Regions from separate parts of the Homo sapiens genome. Here region 1 is linked to region 2. A link is an interaction called in ENCODE POLR2A ChIA-PET data of the cell type or tissue named here. Cell type or tissue: PC-3. All regions are shown on one strand. Each heading gives the region's core, and the rest is flanking DNA. Links, peaks and the distances in the headings are about the cores only. Region 1 overlaps LOC105371776 (a long non-coding RNA gene). Region 2 holds the start of KRTAP29-1 (keratin associated like protein 29-1).

Region 1 (5,388 bases), core at 282-5,281, 490 kb before region 2:
GGCATATTTTGGAAGTGTGTGTGTCTATGTGTGAATGTGTACACATGTGGTCATCATAATGATAGGGGTTGTTGCTGGCATTTGGGGTCGGGGAGGGATGCCAGACATAATGAAATGCATGATACAGTCCTGGACATCAAGGAATTGTCCTGTGTTCCACATGACTTTTGAACCATGAGCTATTCATGAAAGTGAAAAACCTGTTTATAATTACCTGAATCTGGAAACGAGTTCTAAGTTATGTAAAAACACAAAGTTTTTTTTTGTGTGTGTGCAAAGTTGTAACTGAATTTTTTTAGGAATGTAATTGCTGTATAAATCAAGGAAGATTGTACTTAAGCTTATTTTGCCCAGAATTTGATCAAGGGTTGTTTAAAAAATCCCATCACCAACAACATTGCTGCTCATTGTATTTAAGTCAGTGATGTGCCCACGTTTATCAGTCTCTCTTCATTTGTACCTTTTTGCATTCTCGCTGGTTTTGCATATAGATGCAATCATTTGACTACTTCATTACATCTTCTGGTACAATCATACTCGAACATTTCCATATTGAAATGCAAATAATTTTATTACAAGTTATCTTTCCTTCTGTTTTTCTTTTACATCTATCATTAACCTTTCTACACACTATAGATTATAATCATAGATAATATAAACTTCCCATGCATAGTTTCTTTATCTTCTTTTCTTTTTTTTTCTTTGAGACGGAGTCTTGCTCTTGTTGCCCAGACTGGAGTGCAATGGTGTGCTCTCAGCTCAGTGAAACCTCCGCCTCCCGGGTTCAAGCAATTCTCCTGCCTCAGCCTCCTGAGTAGCTGGGATTACAGGCATGTGCCACCACACCTGGCTAATTTTTATATTTTTGGTGGAGATGGGGTTTCACCATGTTGGCCAGGCTGGTCTCAAACTCCTGACCTCATGGTCTGCCCGCCTCAGCCTCCCAAAGTGCTGGGATTACAGGTGTGAGCCACCATGCCCGGCCAGTTTCTATATATGATATATAAAAATGTATATATGAAACACAGAAGTGATAAGTATATGTTTTGTACATGTGATATTTATAGTACCCACCCCTGCTCCTCCTCCGTATACTAGGATAAACTGTGTGTTGGAAGGATATATTACCTATGAATTTCATTTCTCAATAGTAAAGGGGGTGAATCAAAATATTTGCTATAAAAAAGGAATGTAAGTCAGAACTACTGGCAAAATATAGGAAGGAGCAGGGCTAAGCACTACAGAGCACTGGTCTCCAAGTAAAGTATGTACTTTTAGGAGATGCAGGCAACCCACTGGGTGGGAGGAAGAGGGTGTCAGAACTTCTATTTAAGTTTTTGTATTAGAAAGTAAGAATTAAACTAAACTCATATTTAATATAAGAATGACATTGGCATTCTGATTTTATCTTTATGTCAATCTCTCTTCTCAATCAGCTCAAAAGATATTCTGAGAAAAGAATGTTCACCCCACAATGTAGAGAAGTGGATAGTGACATCTTCATTTGCTTGCAATGCACTGTGACATTGCAGTTTATGTCCATTGTATTTCAGGATTGTATTGCTGCTTTTAATGGAGCGAATCCCCCCTCCCCACCAGAAACAGCAAAGAAACAGCAACTGGAAGATAACAGAATCATGAAAGCATGATTGAAGAACAAAAAAATGGGACAGCTGACACTTCCACTTCTGTTAAGAGTTCTTTGCCAGCCACATTATTGGGTAAAATATAATACAATAATCATCATAATGGTGGTATTATATTCCACAAGAAATCAGCTGATAAAATTTGGAGTTCTCAAAAAGATTATTTAAAATAAGGATTTGGGTCTACAGTCTTTATGCTAAATACATGTTGTGCATTGAGCTATCTGATAGTATATATACACATACATATATTTTATATAATTTTAAAATAAATATGGACATCTTGGGGGTGCATACTCAAATGTTTTTACTGTAATAAGAAATGTCTAGTAATCACTGCTCTAGAGGAAGGAGCTCTAGGCTTGAAATCAGAAATCCCACATATAAGACCTAGGTCTGCCAGCTGCTATCCATGAGACCTTGGGGAAATCATTACATATTTCTGAACCCTGCATATGTCCCCAGGTTGTTCTGAAGATGATTTCTACATAGAGGTGTAAGTATATTGAGAATTGCAAAGATCTGTGCACACACACAGTGTTACACTGTTCTTCTATACTACTTCTTGACATACTTTGGTATGTCCTGACCGCATAACACAGTATCCCGCACATGGAGATAATTATAATTCTAAGTAGTGTTTATGAACAATAGAGTCTTATCACTGTTTAAATGGCTTTCCATAATTAGAACAGAGTGGAAATTCCAGTGTGCTTATTTCATTTTTCCCCTCTTAACACAGTTTCCACAAATAAATACTGTAAAGCATGGTGTTCCTGCCAAGATGTGATATCTTAGTCTTTGTCCCCATTTTTGCAGAAGGTAATCAGCTCTACTGACAGGGCAGATGAAAAAACAGTGAAATAATAGAAAGTTTAATTTGAATGTGTATGTAGATTACCTGTAGACATTTTGGAAGGCATAGGTTGCTAGAGGTCATCTCAATTGTACAGGGAGGACTATTGCATTGTCAAGCTCCCATGGCAACCTGGGCTTACTTCTGTGTAGTGCTTTCTACCATGTCTGTGTAGTTGTACATCTATTTCTACTTCTGAGTTCTTTGAAGGCAAGGACTGGGTTTCATTCATTATTTTTAATCACTGTTGCCTGGCACAGTGCTTGACACTGCAGAAGGAATGATCAACCAATACATATTTTAATGCATACTGTGAACCAAGGTCTATGATAGGCGTTGGATTGATTTATATAAATTCCAGTTATTTTTTAAAGGCAGAAAATGATAGTTGGGCTTGGGGAGATGTCAGTGAAAGGGAATAGGTGATGGGCAGTAGTGAGACTGTTACGCATTCTTTTTCCAAAGAGAAAGTGGAAGATGGACTTTTGATTGGAGAAAAATCTTGGCAGGAAGATCACCATGGAGCGTAGAAGGGTGAGGATACACCTAGGTGAGAGGAGACATTGCCGTGAGTTTCTATATTTCTTTTGGCTTGGCATCAAGTAGCGATTACATACCAACTCCTTTTAACTCTTCCCACCATAAGTAACCCAGTTGTCCAAACATTACTCATTCACATTCCCAAACCAACTACCAAAACAACATTCCAGGAGAAGCAGGAGTTTTAAAGGTTGTGCGTTATGACACCTCCATCTTTTCTTTCTAATAACAGGCTGCACAAATATAAACGTGTGATTACAGGCAGGCTATGGTTCAACTTTAATTAATCCGTTGGTTCTATAGATTAAGAATATGATTCACAAAGTTTGTTCATTAAAAAATCCATTATAAGGAAATTATTTACCTGTGCTATTTTTTTTTTTTGCTATAAAGAAATTTTCATGCTCTTTAGTCCTCAGAGTACAAGCTTTTTTTGGAGCTGAAAATACAGCAGAAACTGACCACACTAGAAAAATAAAAAGCTAAATGTTCAATTGCTGTTTTTAATTTTCATTTTTTTTTAAAAGTCAGGTTTATTGAGGTTTAATGTGCATAAAGTAAAATTTACCTTTTTTTGGTGTATAGTTCAATTAATTTTGACAAACAAATTCAGTTGTACAATGGCCACCATAAACAAAACAGAGAATATGAGAATACTTCCATCATTCCAAAAAATCCTCTTGTACCTCTTTGTGGTAAACACACTCCCTTTACCCTCTGACAATCTCTGATCTGTTTTTAGCTCTCTAGTTTGACTTTTCCTTGAATTTCATATCAATGAGCTATAACATATAGCCTTCTGAGTCTAGCATCTTTCACTTAGCATAATGCTTTTGAATTTCAAGATGTAATGTGGTCTGTTTCTTTTGTAGCATTTCATATATGGGTGTACCATATTTTTTTCCATTCACTAGTTTATGGGCATTTGGGCTATTTTCAGATTTCATGATTATGAATAAAGCTGCTCTAAATTTTCCTCATAGGTCTTTATGTAGATATTTTTATTTCAGTTGGATAAATGTCTATGAGTGAGATTGCTAGATTGTATGTTAAGTCTATGTTTAACACGATGACAAACTGCCAAACTATAATTTTGCATTCCCACTAGCAATATATGAGGGTTCCAGTTGCTCAGAATCCCTACTTGCACTTGGTATTGTCCATCAAAAAATTTTTTTTGAGTCATTCTAATAGTTGTATAGTGGTATGTTTAGAATTTGTATTTCCCTAATGTCTAATGATGTCAAGCATCTTCTTTGTGTGCTTATTTGCCATTTGTATCTCTTCTTTGATAAAGTATCAGTTCAAATCTTTTGTCCATTTTTTAATTGGTTTGTGGTTTTTTTCTTGTTATTGAGTTGTAGTTTTTTATATTTATATTCTATATGCCAGTCCTTTATAAGATTTGTATTTTTGTGACTATTTTCTCCCAGTCTTTGGCTTTTTAAAATTATTTTGACGGTGACTTTCAATAGATGACACAAACAAATGGAAAAACATCATATGCTCATGGATTGGGTGAATAATGATATTGGGTCAATATTGTTAAAATGACCATACTGCCCAAAACGAACTACAGGTTCAATGCTATTCCTATCAAATCACCAATGTAATTTTTCACAGAACTAGAAGAAACTATTCTAACATTCATATGGGACCGATGAAGATCATGAATAGCCAAAGTAATCCTAAGTGAAAAGAACACAATGAAATACAAATGGGCTATATAATGATCAAAATACATGAGCAGATGTTTCACCAAAGAGGAGATACGGATGGCAAATAGCCACATGAAAAGCTGTTCAGGCCAGACACAGTGGCTCACGCCTGTAATCCCAACACTTTGGGAGGCTGAAGTGGGTGGATCACCTGAGGTCAGGAGTTTGAGACCAGCCTGGCTGACATGGTGAGACCTCATCTCTACTAAAAATACAAAAATTAGCTGGGCATGGTGGCGCATGCCTGTAATCCCAGCTACTCAGGAGGCTGAGGTAGGAAAATCACTTGAACTTGGGAGGCAGAGGTTGCGGTGAGCTGAGATTGCTCCACTGCACTCCAGCCTGGGCGCCAGAGAAAGTCTCTGTCTCAAAACAAGAAAAAAGAGAGAGAAAAAAAAGAAAATAAAAAGAAAAGCTATTCAGCATATTTTCCATTAGGGAAATGCAAATTAAACTTCAGTGAGCTATAAGTACATACCTATTAGAAAAATACTGATAATGCCAAATACTGATGAGGATGCAGAAAAATTTGCTCTCCCATTTATTGCTGGTGGCAATATAAAATGGTACAGCTTCTCTGGACAACAGTTTGGCGGTTTCTTACAAAACTGAACATGCACCTACCATA
Region 2 (5,388 bases), core at 251-5,250:
AGAAAACTATGGCCCATTGATACAGGAGCGGGGCAGGGAAGTGCTGGGAGAAGAAGGGTGGGTCCCTGGTGAGGACTCCACCCCTACTGTGCCCACGGACCTAGGGAACAGGCATTTCTGAATGAATAAGAACAGGCATTTCTGTTTTTGTGCCCAAACGTTGCATTTCCCAAAACCACCCTGGCCCACCACGCCCTCATCCTGTGCCTAGTGGGAAGAGACACAGGCAGCTGGACATCCGAGAGGAGCAAATCGTCAGAAGAGCACACCGACAGGCAGCGGCAGACGCCAGCAGGACGGCAGGCCATCGACAGGGGGAACCATAGTGAGTTTGTCGGGGGCGGGATGAGGGAAGCCTGGCTGAGCAGCCCAACTCCAGGGGAAAACCACCTTCCCACTCCATCCCCCTTCTGGCTCCCCCGTCTGCTGAGAGCTACTTCCACTCAATAAAACCTTGCACTCATTCTCCAAGCCCATGTGTGATCCGATTCCTCCAGTACAACAAGGCAGGAAACCCTGGGATACAGAAAGCCCTCTGTCCTTGCCATAAGGCAGGGGGTCTAATTGAGCTAACTAACACAACCCATCTATGGACGGAGGCTAAACTGAAAGAGTACCCTGTACACACACCCACTGGGGCTTCAGCTGTAAACACTCACCCCTAGACGCTGCCGTGGGGTCAGAGCCCCAAAGCCTGCCCATCTGCATGCTTCCCCTAGAAGTGTGAGCAGTGGGGCACGGAAGAAGCGAGCCACGCCCCCGTTGCACGCCCTGCGAGGGGAACAAGGAAACTCTTCCCGTCTCACCATGAGCCAAACAGAGCCCCAGCCTGTTTTTACAAAGTTTTATTAGAACCCAGCCACACTCATTTGCTTACATATTGTCTATAAATGTAATGATATAATGCAATGATACAACGGCAAAATTCAGTAGTTGCAACAGAGACCATGTGCCCCACAAAGCCTAAATTATGTATATCTGTCCCTTTACAGGATAAGTTTGCTGGGCTCTGATATAGCACTCTATTTTTTGCAAATCTAATACCTGTAAAGTAATATGTAATTGTTATTTTAATTTTGAAATCTCTGAGAAATAATACTTTTGAGAATTCTTTCACAGGCTTACTTAAGGATTCATCTTCCGTGAAGTTCCATTCATGTCTCAAGAGAGGTTTTGCACAGGGTGTCCACCCAAAGATCGTTTCTGGGAGACATTCCATCCATGGCACTTCCTTTGTGATATCAAGTTCCCTCTCTCCCCCTCCTCCTTTTTGTTTCTAATTTTCTTTTTGGACCTCAAAATTAGTCAATCACATTTCTTATTTTATGGCATACTAAAAAGATATCCTTCCAAATCTCTTCCCCATCAGTTCCAGAAGTACAAGAGGCTTCAGTTTTAATCAGTTTGAGAATATTTAGAACCTCACAGAACACATCAACAAACTCACAAGATCATGTAAATAAATGAGCCCTCAGAGGTAGAATAAACTAACTTCTTCGTGTTATAGATTAGCACCCTGGTGTTACATAAGGTCATACAGTAAATAAGTGGCCAGGATGCAACTCAAGCCTTCTCCTTTGAGCCGTGGTCTAGTGCTTTTTCCTCACCACCACCATAGAAGTCCTCCTCTGAGTTGCATTTCCAAGCAGGTCATAAGGCAAATGCCCATACTCTTGTCCTTCAGTGACCTTGATGTCTCATTATTCCCGGGCTCTTTTGGTTAGTTTTCCTTCATCTGTAAGGTTTTTTTTAGAATGTCCCACACATATTGGCAAGACCTATTTAACTACTGAGAACCTCAAATCACAGTGATTGAGAGGACTGGAACGAGAGATGCTCAGCCAGTGACCATCAGGTAAGTTTATGAGCAGATCCTAAGGTCCCTCCTCGGGTTGGGGAGAAGGCCCGATCTGGGAGAAAGTCAGGGCACTGGTCATAAAGACATAAGGACAGAAGTCCAACCATTTAAACTGGGACAGGAGTCATCCAAAGGGCAGGGGGGAACAAGAGGGTGATATCAGCTGGGCCAGTTAGATGGGGAAGGCTAAAATGCTAAAATCAGTCTTTTAGTGCACTTTACTCAGGTTTGGCTAGGCATGTTTTATAGGCAATTGTAAATCATGGAGCAAATAAATCAACCTTAAGTGCAGCCATACAACTAAGTTGAAATGTGGTGTGTGTCTGTGTGTGAGTGTGTGTGTGCATGTATGTGTGTGCATCTGTATCTGAGTGTGTGTGTGTGTACCTGTATGCATCTATATGTGTGTGCATGTGTGTGGGTAGAAAAGGTACTGAAGGCAATACCCATACATAGTTAGAAATAAAAGGAAAATACCCATTAGAAGACTAGAACAGATCTAGCTACTTGAACTGTTGAAATGATAAGCCCACCTATATCTAGGGATTCAAGAAGCATTCAATGCTTCTTGAATTCAATTCAAGAAGAGATTCAGTGCTGACATTAGTCAATTCAACTGCAGGTAGAAATTCTCCACCTGGACCCTTCCATGTTCAGGTGCTAGATTTTGTTCTTATGGCCATCCCCCTCTTTTTTGACCCAGAACCTTCTTTCAAGACTACGACCCTTGTGATTCTAAAACTGGGGATAAAACAATTAATAGTCTCTCTACAGATCCAAAGTATACCTCAGTGACAGAAAAATGTGAACTATGAAGATTTGTTTGCTAGTTACCAAATTATTGCTGCTCACCTACAGGTACACCCTTCATTGCCTGCTCTATGATAATACAAAGGGATCCTATGAATATTTCTCCTTAGCCAGCTGACACAATGTCCCAGGCAGGAGAATCGCTTGAACCCAGGAGGCAGAGGTTGCGGTGGGCCGAGATCACGCTCTTGCACTCCAGCCTGGGCAACAAGAGTGAAACTCTGTGTCAAAAAAAAAAAAAAAAAAAAAAGAATCTTAAATGAATTAACCCTAAGCTATTCTCTATGGCCAATACCTCATGTTTGTTTTCATCTGTGGCTTTCCAGAACCATTTTTGTTGTTGGCTTCCTGTCTACTCACTATAGGGAAAATGAGCCCACTCAGCTCAAAAGAACTCTTGGTGGTGAAAATTTTGGAAGCCAGTGAACTGTTTGCCCTTACTCTCGTCCAGCTGGAGAATCTATAATCCTAGACACTAGCTACCCTTGCAGACCAATGCAGACCCACTGACTTAGATGACTCAGGCTCATTGTGTTCAAATGTGACCTGAAGGAAATCTACATAGAGGTGTGTGTAGGAATGAAAGCACTCCAGGAGTCTTATTTATTATACTTAACCAGTCACATTTTTATTAGCAGCTGGCAGCAACGAGGTCTTCTGAAAGACCAGGCAGCATCAAGAAAGAGAAACAAGAGAGGGTTTGCTAAAGTGAAATGAATTGACATCATCAGGAAATGCAAGCAGCAGTGTGGTAGTCCATGGTTGCTGAAAGGTTATTCTCGGTTAAGAAGGATCTCTTCGTGCCTGGACAAGTTCCCTGGTCAGCACCTGGAGAGAATGTGAAGGTGGAATCAGGGTAAAGTTAGAAAGCAGGCAGCATTTGTACTCGGTGGGAGGCAGGCACCCAGGGATGGCTATGCATTTATAGACAGCCGCAGACCCTCAGAGGAGGTGTGAAGAGGGCTCCATTAACAAAGTGTTGCCTTGCAGAAGCTGGACTCACAGCTGGGTTGGCATGAAGTCGGCAAGCAATTGGAGCCACTACTGGGTGATGTGCCTAAACCAGTCACACAGCAAGCTGATTTGCAGCCACTCTGGTTATAGGAAGGGGGTCCATCACAAGTTGGTTGGCCAGAAATCACAGTGTCACAAGAAGCTGGTTTGCAACAGTTCTTTGTGGAACAAGGGGCCTGGCAGTTAGCCACTGGCTGGTAGATGAAGCATGTGGAAGGAACCAGTTGGCAGTGAGGTGGCTGGCAATGGGAAGGCACACAGCAAGTAGTATTGCAAGAACTGAACACACAAGTCGATGGCTGGCAGGGAACAGGCATGTAGAGGGCTGATTGGCAAGGCTTGAAAATATAGCAGATGGGTTGATAATAAGTTGATTTACAGGGCTGGCCTTCACCACTGACGGGTTGACATGAACTTCCTTGGCACCAAGTTGGTTGGCATGGACTAGCTGTACAGATGGTTGGTAGGCAAGAAGTTTCCGGACAGGAGGTCACTTCAGAGCAGGATGGCTGGCAGGATCCAGCATCACAGCAGACTGATTGGCCACAAGCTGCCTGACATGATCCAGACATGCAGACAGATTCCTGGCAGGAGCTTTGCTGGCAGGGACTGGCATCGCAGCACTTTTCCTGACAACAAGTAGATTCCGAGCAGGATGGCTGACATGAGCTAACCAGACAAGGAGACTGACCAGTGCCAGACTGATAGCAGGCTGCGTGGGAGCACATAGGTTGGCAAACAAAACCCACACAAGACGTTGCTGGAAGGCGGGTAGGTTGACACGAAGCAGGATCACAGCCACTTGGGGCACCAATGGATGGCTGACAGCTTTCTTGGCATGTGACCAGTTGCCACATTCTGCTGTGGCAGGAACTAGGCAAACAGAGAGCATGTCGAAATCCACCTTTAACTGGGTATGTGGTGATGGTGGGCACAGCTGGAATGGCTGTGGTGTTTCCAGGACAACAGCCGTCTGCCATGGTGCTGGTGCTGACCTTGCTGGGAAGTTGCAAGCTCAGTATACCTGCATTGGAAAGACATCCGATACAGAGGGGCTTTTATAGTCCTTCACTAGGGGTGTTGGCACGCCATGCAGCATCTTTCCTTGTTATTGTTTTTACTCATTTGCATGCAAACATCTGATTAGCAGGCTTCAGGAGCCTGGGAGATGTTTCAACTTTGAAAAGGTGTCTGTTGAGTCGGGAGTTTTCTGCGCTGCATTTGGATTCGTTGACACTGCTCCTGCTCTTGGATGAGCTGTCTCTTTTACAGGTTGCTCTCCAGCCTCACTGAAGCAGGCCTTTCCTGGCACTAACCTTTCATCAGGAGGCCTCTGCCAAGCCAGAGTGGCCCTGCTGTTCCTCCAGGAATGCAGCTTTGCACCATTCAATCAGAAATGAAGCCTTGACCCAGTTTGGGGAGAGGATGTCAAGACGGGAAATGGAAAATTAGTCCAAGGAACCCAGGGACACTTAAGTGCCTCTACCTCTTTTTAAAACCTTCCCATTTATCATTCCTGAAACTTGTTTACTAGTACTATTACTAATAATAACAATAGAAATGGCTTTCATTTATTGCATAGTTACTAGATCAAGTCCTTGGCTGCATTTTTCACTGGATCCTCACAATGACTTCAGTAAGTATAATTGTCATCACTATGTTAGAAGTGGCAAAACTAAAAAAAAGTAATAAATAAAGAAGAAACC

The links. Peaks named below come from ENCODE experiments on the same cell type or tissue, not always from the same donor. Only the 100,000 strongest peaks of a DNase experiment are listed, where the experiment ranks them.
Region 1: POLR2A ChIA-PET joins it to region 2 with 13 read pairs; 5 of 35 experiments call an interaction of 5 or more read pairs at or near these places.

Annotation. Positions count from the first base shown.
Region 1 is chr17:40,807,596-40,812,983 of GRCh38, forward strand. It overlaps LOC105371776 (a long non-coding RNA gene), which reads left to right. Exons shown (of 4, transcript XR_934753.2): 2 at 1,554-1,721; 3 at 2,968-3,052. Among named protein-coding and RNA genes, the nearest start is that of KRT10-AS1, 8.9 kb to the right of the region's middle. In PC-3, for the core only: no CTCF peak of the experiment used is centred there; a DNase peak (open chromatin) is centred at 3,076; H3K4me3 peaks cover 1,045 bases; H3K27ac peaks cover 1,253 bases.
Region 2 is chr17:41,298,190-41,303,577 of GRCh38, forward strand. It overlaps KRTAP29-1 (keratin associated like protein 29-1), which reads right to left and starts at 4,662. Exons shown (of 1, transcript NM_001257309.1): 1 at 3,637-4,662. The coding sequence starts at 4,662. The coding sequence ends at 3,637. In PC-3, for the core only: no CTCF peak of the experiment used is centred there; no DNase peak of the experiment used is centred there.